Linked DNA regions of Homo sapiens: region 1 is linked to region 2. A link is a loop called in an ENCODE intact Hi-C map of the cell type or tissue named here. Cell type or tissue: breast epithelium. All regions are shown on one strand. Links, peaks and the distances in the headings refer to the core of each region. The heading gives the core; the rest is flanking DNA.

What was found. A loop is a pair of places that touch in the nucleus more often than their neighbours do. Peaks named below come from ENCODE experiments on the same cell type or tissue, not always from the same donor. Only the 100,000 strongest peaks of a DNase experiment are listed, where the experiment ranks them.
Region 1: it touches region 2 in a loop (4-fold over the local background); 1 of 110 quality-filtered maps calls a loop at or near these places.

What each region holds. Positions count from the first base shown.
Region 1 is chr12:62,915,652-62,923,582 of GRCh38, forward strand. The region is part of intron 1 of PPM1H (protein phosphatase, Mg2+/Mn2+ dependent 1H); the gene reads right to left. Among named protein-coding and RNA genes, the nearest start is that of PPM1H, 16 kb to the right of the region's middle. In breast epithelium, for the core only: no CTCF peak of the experiment used is centred there; a DNase peak (open chromatin) is centred at 4,377.
Region 2 is chr12:63,021,453-63,029,383 of GRCh38, forward strand. No RefSeq gene overlaps it. Among named protein-coding and RNA genes, the nearest start is that of PPM1H, 90 kb to the left of the region's middle. RefSeq lists an enhancer at 3,377-3,878. In breast epithelium, for the core only: no CTCF peak of the experiment used is centred there; no DNase peak of the experiment used is centred there.

The DNA of each region.
Region 1 (7,931 bases), core at 1,879-6,878, 110 kb before region 2:
ACAGAGGCATCATTCAGACATGATTGAAGGGAATCACCAATCCTACAGAGAGGTTCCAGAGGACATGCCTGGCAGACCTAAAGAGCAGTCAAATGTTACCAGCACCCACTCTTTCTGTAAGAAGGAAGAACCATTGTATGTCTAGTGTCAGGTGGTTCAGGCTCCACGTGGGGATTCTGACAGGCCTACAAATAGTCACAAAAGATTTTTCTAATTCCCAGAAATAGCCGCTTTCAAACCGTCATGACCTTCCTCATGCTGCTGTCTCCCTCATGTGCCTCCTCTACACAAAACCTGTTCTTCCAGGGTTCGAACAGTCAGTCAGCTTTGCTCACCCCTTCCCATTTTCTCCAAACTTAGAATTAACCAGCCTGTGCCCATTTGCTGGGTTCCCAGCACATGTGATCAATGCCTTCATCACAGTAGCTTATTATATTATAGTTATACACACAATGTCTCCCCTGCTAACTTGTGAGCCCCTTGAAAATAGAAAATATATTTTTTAACCTTCAGAGCCTTCCTTACACTCCATGAGGAGGTTTAATAAATGTTAGCTGACTGAAAACTGAGTTAACTGAATGGTTTTCTGTCAACCGAGCTGAAATAGTCTTAAGTTTTACTTGTAACTAATATGGCTTGCTAAATATGGGCATTGTTGATCATACATCATCTTCTTTAATAAACAATCTTAACTATCAAACCATTTAATAACATAACACAATCTAAACATCTTCTGTTTTGGTATCTGTCTCATAATATAGTCTGAAAAGTGTGAATGTTAGGTAGAGATGGTTCATCTTTAAGTCTATAAGTACCTAACCAATGATATTTACTGAATAGAATAAACTATTTAGATTCCTAACAGAGCTGCAAAACTGGCTTTACTGATGAGGTAAATCACTGCTTTGAGATATAGTAAAAATAAATATATCTCAGGAAAAGATATGTACTTAAGTGCAAACACCAAGAGTATTTTTTTTTTTGGTGACAAAAAAATTACTTGAGCATACTGTTTTAAATGAATTGTACTTAAATCAGAAGAACTCTACTATAGAAATGGATGCTGAAGCAGTTCTGGTATAAATGGAGTTACTGAAAAGTAATAAATCAATCCTTGAAGAATATTCAAAAGCACATTAGGGAGGAAGCTGATGTAGGCAGAGTCCCAGTCATTCATCCTTAGCCACTTAACCCTGATGACCTTCAAGGAGCTATTGATGCTAGCTGTCGGTCGCTTAACATCTGAAATGAACAGACCACTAGTTACCCTCTACTTAAAAAAAAAAAAAAAAGGTAGCATGTGAAAGTTCAACTTACAAAGAACCAATACTGATTAACAGTACCATTCTGAACATTATGAAAATGTCTTGCACTGACATAGGTCACAAAGCAAGCTTCCTGGTGCTTTTAAAATATAATTTGACTTATGTGAATTTTCAAAACCAAACCTCAAGCAAGCCTCTGCGTCCTTTACTCAGGTCAGAGATGCTGAGAGCAGTACAGTGACACGTGGCTGCAGGGCCACGTATAAGTACAAAGTATTGATTAAAATTACATCAAGTGCAGCTGCTTTCTGCGGCAATTTAACGGCCAAAGTGGGAGAACATTAGCTCTGTGCCAAGTGGCAGCACAATTCTGACAGCCATGTAGATGTCCTCAGGTCACCCACCTACAGACAACTTGGGGCTAAATGAAAAGGCTGAAATCAGATCTAGTTGTGATCTTCATTTCTTTTTTTCCTGGAAGGGTCAGTAAGAGCTTTCAATTTTACATTTTTTCAACTTTTAGTCGACCCTAATTAGATATCTACATACCTTACAAATTATAATTTGGCTGTAACAGAACCATGTCTCAAAATGGACATTCCAAAGTGGAAGGAAAAGCTTGTCATCACCACCATGATTTTGTTTGCTTCACTGATAAGATTTTGAAGCATATCCCCCTTCCAGGCAAATATTTCAAATCATCCTTTCTGGACAATATAGTAACATATCACATTACTTTAAAAGAATTAGGGGAGAAAAGCCTAAACATTTAGTCTCTTTTAATTCAGGATAGGCTACTGAAGTTTATTTTTATTTTTTGATTTTTTTTTCTGGAGACGATATTATAACCTGTGCTTGGTGCTCATTCTTCATGCTGTAAAGGGTGGGGAGAGCAGGATACTGTCCTCTAAGCAAGGGGATTAGTTTCCACTACACCATACTTGGTTTTTCGTGCTGTTAGATTTAGACATTTGTTTCATAAAATCAAATGTAACTAGATTTTCAATTCACTTCCACTTTTTGTTAAAATGCATATTCAGAGATTTTAAGATAAAGCAGACAAGGCAGATGAAAAAATGTTAATTTGTAATGTATACAAATATCCCACTGAAAAGTCAGTAGAAATTAAGAAGTACCCAACTTCTCTTATGACACTTACTCCCACAGCACTGTACAGCTGGGAAGGGCTAAGTCGATGACCTAACTTTATGAATATGCAAACTGAGGATTTAAAAAGTGAGGCTGCTTGCTGAAGCCACAGACTGGCTAGGGAAAGAGCCAAGACTACCTCAAGCTGCCCCTTCAAGTTATTGATCATGGTGCCACCCCAGCACCATGCTACTCCTCTGTCATGCTGTGCATGGGTTCTCAATTTTTCATTAACTTATTTTCCCAAGAAGAGTGTGAGCCTCCCAAGGTTAAAACCTCTGTATCTTTTGCCTCTTAAGACATGTGAAGCATACAGTAAATGCATGATGGTACCAAAATAGGGGCAATTGAAACCTAAATATTAAGGTGAAGCAATAATGCTTTTTAATCAGTATGTCCAGCTCACCAAAACACTACTTTGGTAAAGTACATTAAAGTATATAGCTAACACTTCCCAAAACAATTTTCAATCTAAACATTGATCTTTTCTAACTATTAAATAATGTCACAAGAAATATTAGGAAAGTCCATTTTGAGTATTTTTCCCAGAAAAATGTCACTTTTCAAATTATAGCTTAGCAAAGATTTACCTACAAGGAGGTTCATCCCAGGACTGCTTTCAATAGTAAAAACTTGGCTAACATCAAGGAAAAAAAATGTGTGTTACAACCATAAATAGAATACAATGCAGCTATTAAAAATGATAGAGTAAAATATTTGTTTACATGGGAAGACAGTGACTCCATTTGAAGTGAAAAAACTCATCAGTATGTAGAATTATCGCAGTTGGAAAATAGATATGTACTAATAGGTGCACACAAATTATCAATCGAAGCTAATTACAGGTGATAGAATATATGGATAGTTTATGTTCTAAGTTCCTGACTAACCAATGCCTTCCTCCACTTTGACAGGTTAGTAAACATCTAAAGATAATTTGAAGTTCTTCTCATCCACAGTCAGTGGAGATAGAAATTTTTACAAGAGAAACTTTTGCCAAAGGGTCAAACTCTGCTAGAAAAATAATAGTCTCAGCATGAGTTTAATTAAACTTGCAGCTGACATGCATTGTGCCTCTCGGGCAACTTGTAGCACTTTGGAAAGCAAGAAAATAAAACTATTAAAAGACTGTTTTTCAACAAGAAAGAGGACATCAGGGACGTTAAAATAGTGTTCCTGAGGAAGGTGCTACACTTCTGAAACCCAAACAAAATGATCTTGACACTCATCTGAGTATAGTTTGTTGGTAACTCAGGTGATAAAAAATCCAAACCTGTGAGCAGAGAGTCCTAGCCTGTGGTCCAGGCTCCTTGAAGACCTGGAAAGGTAGAAATAGGAGATCTAACCTGTTTTAAATGTTGCGGGGTGGGGGCTGGGGGAGAAGCTAATGACTAACATTGTGGGCAAGAAGTACTCAAGGTTAACAAAGGTTAATCCTTTGCTTTTGGCTGAAATGTTATCAGTTCAATATGATTTTCACTACACCTTCATGATTAGGAGATATGATGTATCTGGTTAATTTTTTTTAATAGAAGTAATTTAATGCTTATTTAATACAGCTTGCTGGACAAAATTTTTCACAAGGAATTCATCCAAGAAAATGAAATAATAAAAGGGCTCATGATGTTGAGAAGGTTGGGAACCAGGACTTGAGGAATTTACAGCACAAGTCCTCATGGAGCCCAGAACCAGATACAAATCACATCTGGTGGTCCCTCTGAGGATGGCAAGGCAGGTGGCAAGGCTTCAGGTGGTGTGCAAGGGGCAAAAGGGCAGCGTGGCCAGGTAGTCTCTGTCAGCACTAAACTGATGACAGGGGAATGGGGAGAAGAGGACAGGCAGGGCTTCAAGTATGGGGCCCATGTGATTCCCAGCTGAACACCAAGATTAAAAAAAAATACATAAATAAACACCAGCTGCTGTAGTCAGAGTTGCCAATTCTTCTCTTCTTCCCATTTGCTGCTGCACTGAGTCACCAGCCCAGTTCTGGACACCTGGTTCTAACAACAGAGCAGCATGGTCCTCTGTGGCATAGCCTCATTGTTAATAATCACAGGGAGAATTGCCAAGAGGGCATCTAATCGCACTCTTTGGCTCCACTCCAAACCATACCTTATGGGGAAACACTGTCCTAAAAGGCTGATAAAATTACTGTTTGTCCCAAATGTATCTTTTAGAGTCCATCCTCCTCGGTTACTTATTTACAACAAAATATTATAGCTATTTCCTCTTTTATGTTACAAAAAATCCTCTTTTTAAAATTGCTTTTTTTTGTTGTTGAGACAGGGTCTCACTCTGTCACCCAAGCTGGAGTGTGGTAGTGTGATCACAGCTCACTGCAGCCTTGACCTGCCTAGTTCAGGTGATCCTCCCACCTCAGCCTCCCAAGTAGCTGGTACCACAGGTGCACCTGAATGAGGTTTTTTTTTTTTTTTTTGTGGAGACTGGGTCTTGCTATGTTGCTCAGGCTGGTCTTGAACTCCTAATCTCAAGTGATCCACCTGCATTGGCCTCCCAAAGTGCTGGGATTATAGGCATGAGCCATGGCACCCGGCATCAAAAAAAAAAAAAAGAAAGAAAAAATTCTTAATAGTCCCTTCTTTATTAATGTCAGTTTGGTTTCCCATTCCTGCTTTCACTGGCACCCTCTTATAGGCTATTCATAGTCACTGTACCTTACAATTTGCTTCCTACTGAACATTTACACTCCATCTTTTATTTTTACTGACTGCGTGTAACATAATTTGTCAACATTCACCTTTTCAAAAAGGCATATAATGACTATTAGTACACCATAGCAGACCACTTAAATATAGAAACTCAATAATCTATAGCATTTTTATGTAATTAATTAATTTATTTATTTATTTATGTATTGAGACAGAGTCTCACTCTGTCGCCCAGGCTGGAGTGGAGTAGAGTGATCCTGATTCACTGCAACCTCCACTTCCCGGGTTCAAGCAATTCTCCTGCCTCAGCCTCCCAAGTAGCTGGGATTACAGGCACCTGCTACCACACCCAGCTAGTTTTTGTATTTTTAGTAGAGATGGGGTTTTGCCATGTTGGCCAGGCTGGTCTCAAACTCCTGATCTCAGGTGATCCACCCGCCCGCCTCGGCCTCCCAAAGTCCTAGGATTACAGGCATGAGCCACCACGCCCGTTCATATTTTCATTTTAAAAAAAATCAATTTATCACAAGATTTTTTTCCTTCCTATACTTATACAAAAAAGATCACAGGGTAAAGATGCACCATTTTTTAATAGCTTAAATGTCTATTTATCAACTCCCTGAAAGTACAGTAGAGCACACAAGCCACTTTGGTCCTCTCAGCTGGGCAAGTAATTGATCTGTCTGCCCACATCCCTGGGATGATTAATTACACCATGCATCCAGCAAGGCTCCATTAGGCCTGGCTTGTGCAAGCCAGCAATGTAGATGCACACACTCAAGATGGCCACCGCAAGAGACCATGCTGCCAAAGACAAAGGTATAAATGCTACACTGAATGCTGTCACACTTTTTGGCCCCAAAGTTCACTAACTTGAAAGATTCCCATTAAAACTTGACTCTGAAGCAAGTGTGGTGGTGCCCACTCACAATTCCCTGCTGCCTGGGAGGTTCAGGTGGGAAGATCACTTGAGCCCATAGGGTGATATGATTGTGCCTGTGAACAGCTATTGCACTCCAGCCAGGGCAACACAGTGAGACGCCATCTCTAAGACAAACAAGCAAACAAAAAACTTGACTCTGCTTAAGTAAAACTTAGGTAAAAAAATCTCCCAAATTAAATTTTACAGGGGACTCACATAAAACCTCACTTACGATTTAAGCCCCATTATTCAGAATTCCTAAGTACATTTCCTTACTTCTAAGTAGCTACTGATGTTAAAACACATGCTGTATTTATTAACTTTAGAAAAAAGAAACATCACTACATAAAATGTACAGATTGGTTTTTAAGACATACAGGCTTTCCAAAAACATTAAAATATTTTAAAATAGCAGTTGTAGTCCAAAAATATAGTAATTTTGACAAGGTTTGGACTGTTATACTTAGGAACGCACATATAGTAAGGAAGTATAATTTTAAGAGACTACTATACTCAATAGAACTATTTTAAAGTACTGTTAAATGTATCCTTTTATACAAAACTTGATGTGCCAACATGCCTTTATTCCATGTAAAGCCTCTTGAAAATTAGTTTCCTTTGAGTTAATAAAATGCATTTAATTCCCTTATGTGGCATTTTGTTTATGGGGATAGGATGTCTTTTTTTTTTTAATAATTTCACACAATGAATGGTCAGGTTTAATAATTCAGTGATGGTCACCAGGGTCATGGGACAGCCTGCGATTCTAAAGTAACTTGATTTCTCTCTGGGGTTCATTTTCCTCTTTTATTGAATATAGATAACAGATGCTTACCTTTAAGCATTAGACCAGGGCCTTAATAATCATCCAGAGCTACAGAGATGTAAGTTGGTGTTCTCTTATTCTTTCTCCTAAATATGAGAGCATAAAGTCCACAGAAAGAAAATACAGCTAGGCAGTTAAATTTTACAGCCGTTTAGAGAAAACTGAGTCAGAAATAGTATAACAAAGGAAGCACTATGGATTCATGTTTCAGAGGACCCAGCTGGTCTGACCACACCAGAAAAAGAGCAGCTGAGCGGGTACTCTGCTTTCCCTAAGCTGTTAGTGGACAATCTCTACTTCAGAAGTATGGAAAACACAGTGATGTCTTGATTCATCATGAGCACTTTTCAGGTAACACATTCTGAAGTCTATTGAAAGAGTACTCTTCAGGGAGCATTCCTGCCTGGCCACCAGCTGAAAAGAGGAGTGATTCAAGTTTTAGGCAGATTTCCTAATTTAATTAAATGGGAGCATAGCAAAGAGATACTTTCCAGTTTGACCCCATGTGAAGCTCAACTATGTGGATGCTAAGTTATGGGAAGCTTATCAACTGAGTGAGCATTTGCAGGGGCCAATGTTATAAAACTGAAGTCTGAGGTGGCCCCTTCCATGCACAAGGACCCAATTGCTGCTGTTTTTCTCAACTGAGGATGTCAAAGTCACTCAAACTTATTTTTTTATTTTTCTATGGAAAAGAACTTAAAAGCATAAATTAAGGCCACTGCACTAAAGGAAAAACAAGCTTAGAGATAACTCAAGAATGGACTGATGGATGGACACAGAAATGGGTACACACACAGATAAATGATAAAGCAAATCTAACAAAATGTGAATTACAGAATCTAGATGGCAGTCATATGGGTGTTAAGTCTACACTGGTTTCAACTTTTCTGCACATTTGAAAATTTTTTTTTCTTTTTTTGTTTTTTCTTTAACAAGACAAAGTCTCCCTCTTGGCCCCCAGGCTGGAGTGCAATGGCGCGATCTCGGCTCACTGCAACCTCTGCCTCCCGGGTTCAAGCGATTCTCCTGCCTCAGCCTCTCGAGTAGCTGGGATTACAGGTGTGTACCACCAAGTCTGGCTAATTTTTGTATTTTAA
Region 2 (7,931 bases), core at 1,112-6,111:
GCTAAGAGGGCATAAAGAAATGCTTTCTGGTCAGGGAAACTGGCTATATAAGAGGCTGTGTTCGTGAAAAGAAGAAATGGTAGAAAACTTCCCTCAAATGGTAATGGGAAATGGGTCAAGTCCTACAGGTATTGTTTTAATTCACTGCTCCGTGAGAACCACAAACAGCTGGTTAAAGATTGAGCCCACCAACACTGTTAGAAAAGCAACTATGGTTGGATTTTCTTTCCTGCTCAGCTGGGCTATTATTATGAAAAATAAGGAGAACCATTAATGCAAAGTTTAGCTACCAAGAAACCCTCAGGAGGAGGGAGGGAGGGAAGGAGGGAAGGGGGGGGAGAGAGAGAGAGAGAGAGAGAGAGAGAGAGAGAGAGAGAGCGCGCCAGTGCCAGCGCCCTCCATGGATCAAAATATAAAGGATAGAGTAAAAACAGCTACTTCCTAAAATTTTAGCATCACCGAGCTTCTAGTGCCATGTTCTCTTTTCTCCGTGAGTGAATTGGCCAGTTATGACACGTTGCTATCATTGCCAGTGTTGCCTTTTTCTGGGCCTAGGAATCTAGTCTGGCTTCTCATGTTTTTTGCTTCTTGCCTCTTATTTTCTTTTAGTGTGTATCTGTTTTATTGCTTGTGAACATTTTCATCAGAGGAGAAAAGAAGGAGATGGAGGTAAAAGTCAAAATTTGTTAATTTTTTTCCTTGTTAGTAGCACTTACAAATGTTTGAAGGGAAGGAGGTAATAACGATAACTAAAATAAGGCTTTTTTCAATTGTATCTGAAAATTATTTGGCAAACTATTTCCCTATTAGCATGGATAACTGCAAACTAGCGTATCACTATTAAATAATACATTTAGGTTTAATATTTGAACATAGTTGTCTAAAATCTTATTGCTCTCAGCTTTCTTATAACAAAGCTATTGACATTTGTTGTGGAGCCAAGCAGTGATTGGAGGTGGGATGCCAAGCTGTGACTGCATATCAGGCAATGTTTGTTCAACACATTGGGCCAGTATTCCTTGCCATTCACTGAGAAGGGCTTCCTTACATGAAATTGGCGTGTCCTAGTCATGGTTTTGTGACATCTGAGAGTACTTATCACTTCAAGGGATTATGCAATCCTGAAAATAGTTTCCAAAAAAATTTAATTTAACCTTATTTTTGTAAATATGACCTATGTCTTATAATACTCCCCCACTTCCTATTTGACAAGGAGAGAAAGAAGGCTGTCATGATGTGAACTCAATTTTATTTTTTCTTTTACAGAAACCATTTATCGAAGACTTACCATGTACCCTGCATTATATGTACATGAGAGATACAGTAACAATCCTAGATACAATCCTAGGAGGAAGTTGGGAACCACAAATTGACAGATTGTTTTTCTGCATAATAGAAGCAAAGTAAAGGGAAATAATATTGCATTTCTTATACCTGGGCCCACACTCTCGAACTTTTACTTGCTACAAATATTTCAAGGTGACCCCTGAACGGTGCCAGTGGATAGTAAGCTAGACAATATCTGATTCCATTGGTTCCAATCAAATATAAATAAAAGTAGATATATGTCATACTTTACATACAAAGATGAGGTGGTTAATTTATCACTAAAAGTGGCTTGGAGTTAGTAGGGTTCCTGGTTCCTGGGAAAAATACCCTTTATGGCTTAAGCTCCATCAAACAGAAACCATTCTATAAAGCTACTTGCCTTACCTTTGCCATTAGATTGCTCTCCAAATTAGTTAAAACTTTTAAGCCTATTTACAAAGCTGTCTGATGCAATCCGATTATGACACAGCTTGAATTTCAGTGCCAATTATATGTTTGGGATAAAAAGATGAGATTGGCTTATAACTATATATTTTTGAAAGATAGGTGTGTGATTTGTGCCTGGGAATCCAAGACCTTAAATACCTAACTGGTCTTGATGAAAGTCAGAGAAATACTAGCTACCCCATAATAGAGGTCTTTCCAGGGCAGCCTGGAGCAGTAGAGCACAGATTCTGAAACTACGACTGCTGTTGTACCTGCTCAGACTTGCTGAAAGAAGAGCTACTCTTCCTCTGACAAAATGAGGACTGATGGGTTCTTCTCAGTTTCCTTGGAGACCCACAGGGTGCTGGAGCAACTCCTTCTCCCATTCTACCATGTGTGGGTACTGCTATTGTACTATTAGTCAGGGGGTGAGAAACCTAACCCTTTACCCCCAGCTGCTAAATTTTTTCTTCTTTCTTCCTAAGTCCGGAGAGGACAAGAGGCAGCCCCAAAGCTTGCTTTTGTTTTGCCTGTACCTTGGGGATCCACACTCTTTCTAAGGCCCGTTTTTACAGAAAGAGGGATGTGCTTCTGTTCTCACTCTAGAACTCAGATCTACACACGTAGACTTTGAATTGTTTCTCCAGTAGTGGCCATGGGCTATATCCATATTATTATTGTTTAAATGTGTCACCCGCAGTTCATGTGTTGGAAACCTAATCCCCAACTTAACAGTATTGAGAGGCAGGACACTTAAGAGGTGATTAAGTCATGAGGGCTCTGCTCTCATGAATGGATGAATGCTGTTATCTTGGGAATGGGTTAATCATCATAGGAATGGGTTCCTGATAAAATAATGAGTTTGACCCCCATCTGTCTTGCTCTCTCTCATGCTCTTTCACCATGTGAAGCCTTCCATCATGTTATGACTCAGCAAGAAGGCCCTTGCCAGATGCAGGTGCTTTGACCTTGAACTTCTCAGCCTCCAGAACTGTGAGAAATAAATTACTTTTCTTTATAAATTACTCAGTCTGTGGTATTCTATTATGGCAACACAGAATGGACTAAGACACATTCACACACACATTTATTTACTTATTTTCCATGTGAACCATAGATTGTATTTACAAGATTGTTGGCTTGGGTTGAGACTTCAATCTTTTGCCAGTGAACAAAACAAAGCTACCTGGAATATGGTTTATAAGGATGAGTACAGGATTTGGAGCCATGCCAGCATAAACTTGAGCTCACCCTCTACCATTTTCCAGATCTGTGACCCTTGATAGGTTTCTTAATTTGGATCTTGATTTCTCCATAGGTAAAATGGACATAATACTACTCATATTATGAATTTATTTAGAGTACTTAACACAGCACCTAGCATATAGCAAGTGCTTAATAAATACCAGCTCTAATAAACAAATATGCCCAGAAAGTTAGAGGTACCAAACTATAATAAACACTCCATGTCTAGGGACATGGTAAGAAAAAGAAAGACTCTAAGCTGGAGAAATACCATATTTTTTGCATTATTTCTAAATAAAATCGTACGAGGCAGCCCTGGAGAGAGGGCAGAATGGGGAACTGTGGCTGTTAGGATTAGTTGAGAGTTAGGGGTAAGCAAGTTAAGCTCTTACACAGGGCCTGTCATATAAGGCTTACTCCTTTTTTGAAAATCTGGAAGGACAGTAAGAATGTTTAAATGGATTGGGCTGGAATGTGTGTACATACATGCATGGGTGTATGTGAAGCTAAAATGAATTGTCTAATATTCTGATTGCTTTACATATTTTAATACATCCAACCTTCATTTAAAGAAGAAGAACAACAAAAAGACCTTTTCAACATTAACATCCTCAAAGAGAGGGAGCTGGGATACAAATCCATAATGGTAGGGACTTGAGCTCACATAAGCCCTGTGTTATGTGGCTTCTTGCCCCAGTGTTTTGCCTTAGTAACTTGGAAGCTTCCAAACTCTATTTGTCAGCTGGGCCCTACTTACCCAGCAAAATGAATACCAAGCTGAGAATTTGGCCTGCACTTCAGTTATGCAAATTCAGAGGACACAAATGACCCATCCATGCCATGCAACTCTACTAGGGCCCTTGGTTGCTTTTGCTCTGGAAGCCAGTGACATCATTTGCTAGACATACTGCATAACATGGGAAGACCTCAAACACAAAGCAAGTTACAGACCTATTTTCTGCCTGGGAGATGCACAGGGGCCCCTCCTCCCTCACTCATATTTTTATCAGCTGGTGGAAGCTGCATTCATTTTCTCCACAGATGAATAAAATCTATTGAATCTCAACTCCTGTGTGTTTTATATGGAAATAACTGAGGTACTCGGCTTTCTTTGAAAAGTTTCTGGTTGCGGTATCTACAATCTCTTCTCTTTCAATTACTGAATAGCCTATGTCTGACCTGTATTTTTTCTCAAAACCAAGCCCTGTTTGCCAGCTTCCATTTATGCAAAAAATGCACCAATACTCCAATTTCAGTTGGGGGAAAAAAGGTAGATGGGCACAGCTATTCATGAAACAAACATTTTTATTTCATTTTTAGCATGCACCTTGGTGCTACAGTTTAGTAACAAGAAGTCTCACTGTGAAAATAATGATCTTATGTGAAGGAAAATGTTATTAGTTGACCATGTTGCAGCTAAATTCCTGTGGTGCATTTTTCATTGAGAGAAGACTCTGAAGTCAAACCCTGGCCCGCTATGTACCAGTACATGACTTTGGGTGTGTAGGGGCAGAAAGGTATGATACCTTTTCTCACCCATCGTAAGGGTCCACGTCCACAGCTGACACTTTTATAATGAAAGACTGGTTAGCAAGAGAAAAGCATAACAGATTTATTTAATCAAAGTTTTATGTAACACAGGAGGCTTCAGAAATAAAGACCCAAAGACTCGGAGGAAAAATTATTTATTTTTATGTTTTGGTTTGATGAAGAATGGGCAGCCATGTAGAAATGTGATTGGACAAAAAGGTATGATCTAATAGATCATAGCTGAACGAGGAAACCCAGCAAGGCCTGTCTGTTCAGATTCTTCTGGGCCTCTGTATAACATTCTTCCCTCCCAGGTATGGGACAGGACCCCCATGGCATAAGGGTCTTCAAAAGAGAAGAGATAGGGGAGAGAGTGACCTTTCTAGGTTTAATGGCTTGCTTTGGGAGAGAGAGGTTCTAGTTTCTATGATACACCATGTGGAAGAGGAATTCTGCATTCTGTGACTCACATCAGGGGAGAAAAAGGGGTGGGTGATAGGAGGGCAAGAGAAACTGCTTCCGAGGTCCTTCTAATGTCCTTCAGTTCAAAGTACTCTGCACGCCAAGGTGCCATGTTTTGGGATATTGCTTGCTGAGTCCCAACAGGTGAGATTCAACTATTAAGTTCCAGTTTCCCCATTTGTAAAATGGAGTCTTAATGTAAAATGGAAGAGTGTTCTTCATGCGTAAGATTCAAGTGAGGATTTAACAAGATCCTCCATGTACATAATTTAACATGATTTCAGGCACACGTAGGTGCTTGAGAGACTTTTAATGTTATGATTAATCTTTTGAGAAAAATTACAAAAAAATTCTGGTTCTATCTCTTTCTCAGTTATATCTACTATAGGTGCTTTGGGAGGCTTAGTTTATGTTTCCCTCTTCAGACATCTCTTGTTGATAAGGTGTTCTGATTCCAAATTATAGCCCCATTCATTATTGAAAATGTGGTTTCTCTGTGGGCTATGTACCATAATTGCTAAACAGGACCCTTTGTAACTATGATAACATGATGAGTTAAATTTTCTGATTGCCAGGAAAGAATTTATTTTGTGTGTAGCCATGTAGCTTAAAACTTTTCTGAGATATAGCAGTTTCTTTTTATTTTTTAACATGTATAGTATACCTAAACGGTTGCAGAGAACACAAGTTTGAGTCACACAGACTTTAATTTAAATCCTGTGCCCACAATTTACCAGTCATGTGACTTCAGGTGGGAAGCTGCTCTGATCCTTAGTCTCTTTACAAAATAGGAAATAAAAACCAATTACTCAGTTTTCACATTGAACCTTTAGGAGATTTTTAGTATTCTGTAGTACCTAATTTTGAACATCAGCCCTCACTGCAAAATATTAAGAAATAAACTTAGAAGGTTTTGGAGATTATATGCATGCCTGAAATTTTTGCATTTCAAAATAACTGTTGTCACTGCAGGTATTTTTCATAGTAATTCCCAGAAGCCAGAGGTTTTTACTATAAAATGAGAATGACAGAGAAAAGAGTGGAATGGCTGAATTCAATGGTGGTATATGTGTAACATTTAAGAAACTGCCAAATTTTCCAAGTGAGTGTTCAAATTGCATTACTGCGCTGACATAATTTGGCATATTTTAATTGTATAGATCCACTCTTTATTGCCATCGCCAAAATTCTGTATCTTAAGCTTTGTTCTGCATTTTGCAATTGTTCTAAGAGTCTGTTTCTCAGACACACACCCACGCGCGTGCACACACACACAAACACACACGCACGCACGCACGCAAGCAGGCAAGCAATACCTCTTGAGTATGTCTTCCCTTGATTGTTCACTTCACTACCGCTCAGCCTGACTAAACAACGTATTGGATTTAGCCAATGAGTATAGTTAACTATTTTTGCTTATGTGATTAGCTTCCATTTCAAAGTCAGCCTTAGAGCAGAGAACAAAATCTCCTTCTGGACAAACAAACAAAACTGCCAATAAATCTGCATGAAAGTGGAAGATGACCTGAAGCAGCTTGGTCTTAAGTGACCCTTACAGAATACTAGAGAAGGAGCTATCTTTTCAAGGAGAAAAAAGCCCAAAACAACAAAAGGATCATCCCTTTCTTCAAGGAGAAAATACATACTAAAAACACACTTCACCATTTTAGAAATGCCTGCATAACTTTAATTGTCAGCTCCTCAGGAAAAAAACCTTGTTTGTAAACTCTTCAGGGAGACAGGAAAAAATAATGCTGTACTGGCAAGCAATCCGTCCGAAACATTAATCACAGAATGCAACACTTATGTTTTGAGAAATGCTTGTTGGTTTAGATAATAATAATAAATATACTAGTTTTACCCATAGTTCTTCATATTACTACTGCCCCTTATGATAAGAAGGCTTTTGGCTGGAGAAAAAAAGTTAAAAGGGAAGATACAAATCAAACATCTGCAAATATGTAAGAACCTTTTCAAAGCTTTCTTTCTTTTAAATCAATCTTCACGGTAGATTTGTTACAACATAAAAGAGAGAACCACAGGGAAATAACAGAGAAGGAAAAAAAATGTTTTTAAAGGATTAGCAAAACTGATATTCTCATTTTCTCACTTCACCTTTAGCTTGATCTTTATCCGTAGTTCTGTTGAAAAGGATAATTGTTTTGTATCACTTTAAAAACCCACAATTTTCCCTAAGCCAACAGTAATATATGCTAATAAAAATTACCTTGTTAATAAGGGGATTTAGAATTACCAAAAATCTTCTGTTCTTATCCAGGAACAAAAAGATGCCTAACTTTTTTTTATTTAGCATCTTTTAAAAAGTGGTTTATTATAGAAATAATATGTAATGATACAGTAATACAATTGCACAAGATTTGTCCACAATATAAACTACCTTTAAAAATGTCCTTGGTGTGTATTTTGGGGATGGTGACTAATTATTCCTCTCACCTATTGCAGGCCATTTGCTCTTCATCAGCAGGGATAATAGAATGCCCATAAGTTGAACATGTGATTTGGGTTGTCTGTGTGTGGGATAAGTTTGACCTGACCTGGTGTATTAGTCCATTCTCAAACTGCTAATAAAGACATACCTGAGACTGGGTAATTAATAAAGGAAAGGTTTAATTGACTCACAGGTCAGCATGGCTGTGGAAGCATACATATCCTTCTTCACATGGCAGCAGCAAGAAGTGCCCAGCAAAAGGGGGAAAAGCCTCTTACAAAACTATCAGATCTCATGAGAACTCACTCACTCTCACAAGAAGAGCATGAGGGTAAACATCCCATGATTAAATTATCAATGCCTCCCACAGAGTCCCTTCTATGACATGTGGGGATTATGGGAACTACAATTCAAGATGAGATTTGTGTGGGGACAGAGGCAAACCATATCATTCTGCCCCTGGCCCCTCCCAAATCTCATGTCCTCACAT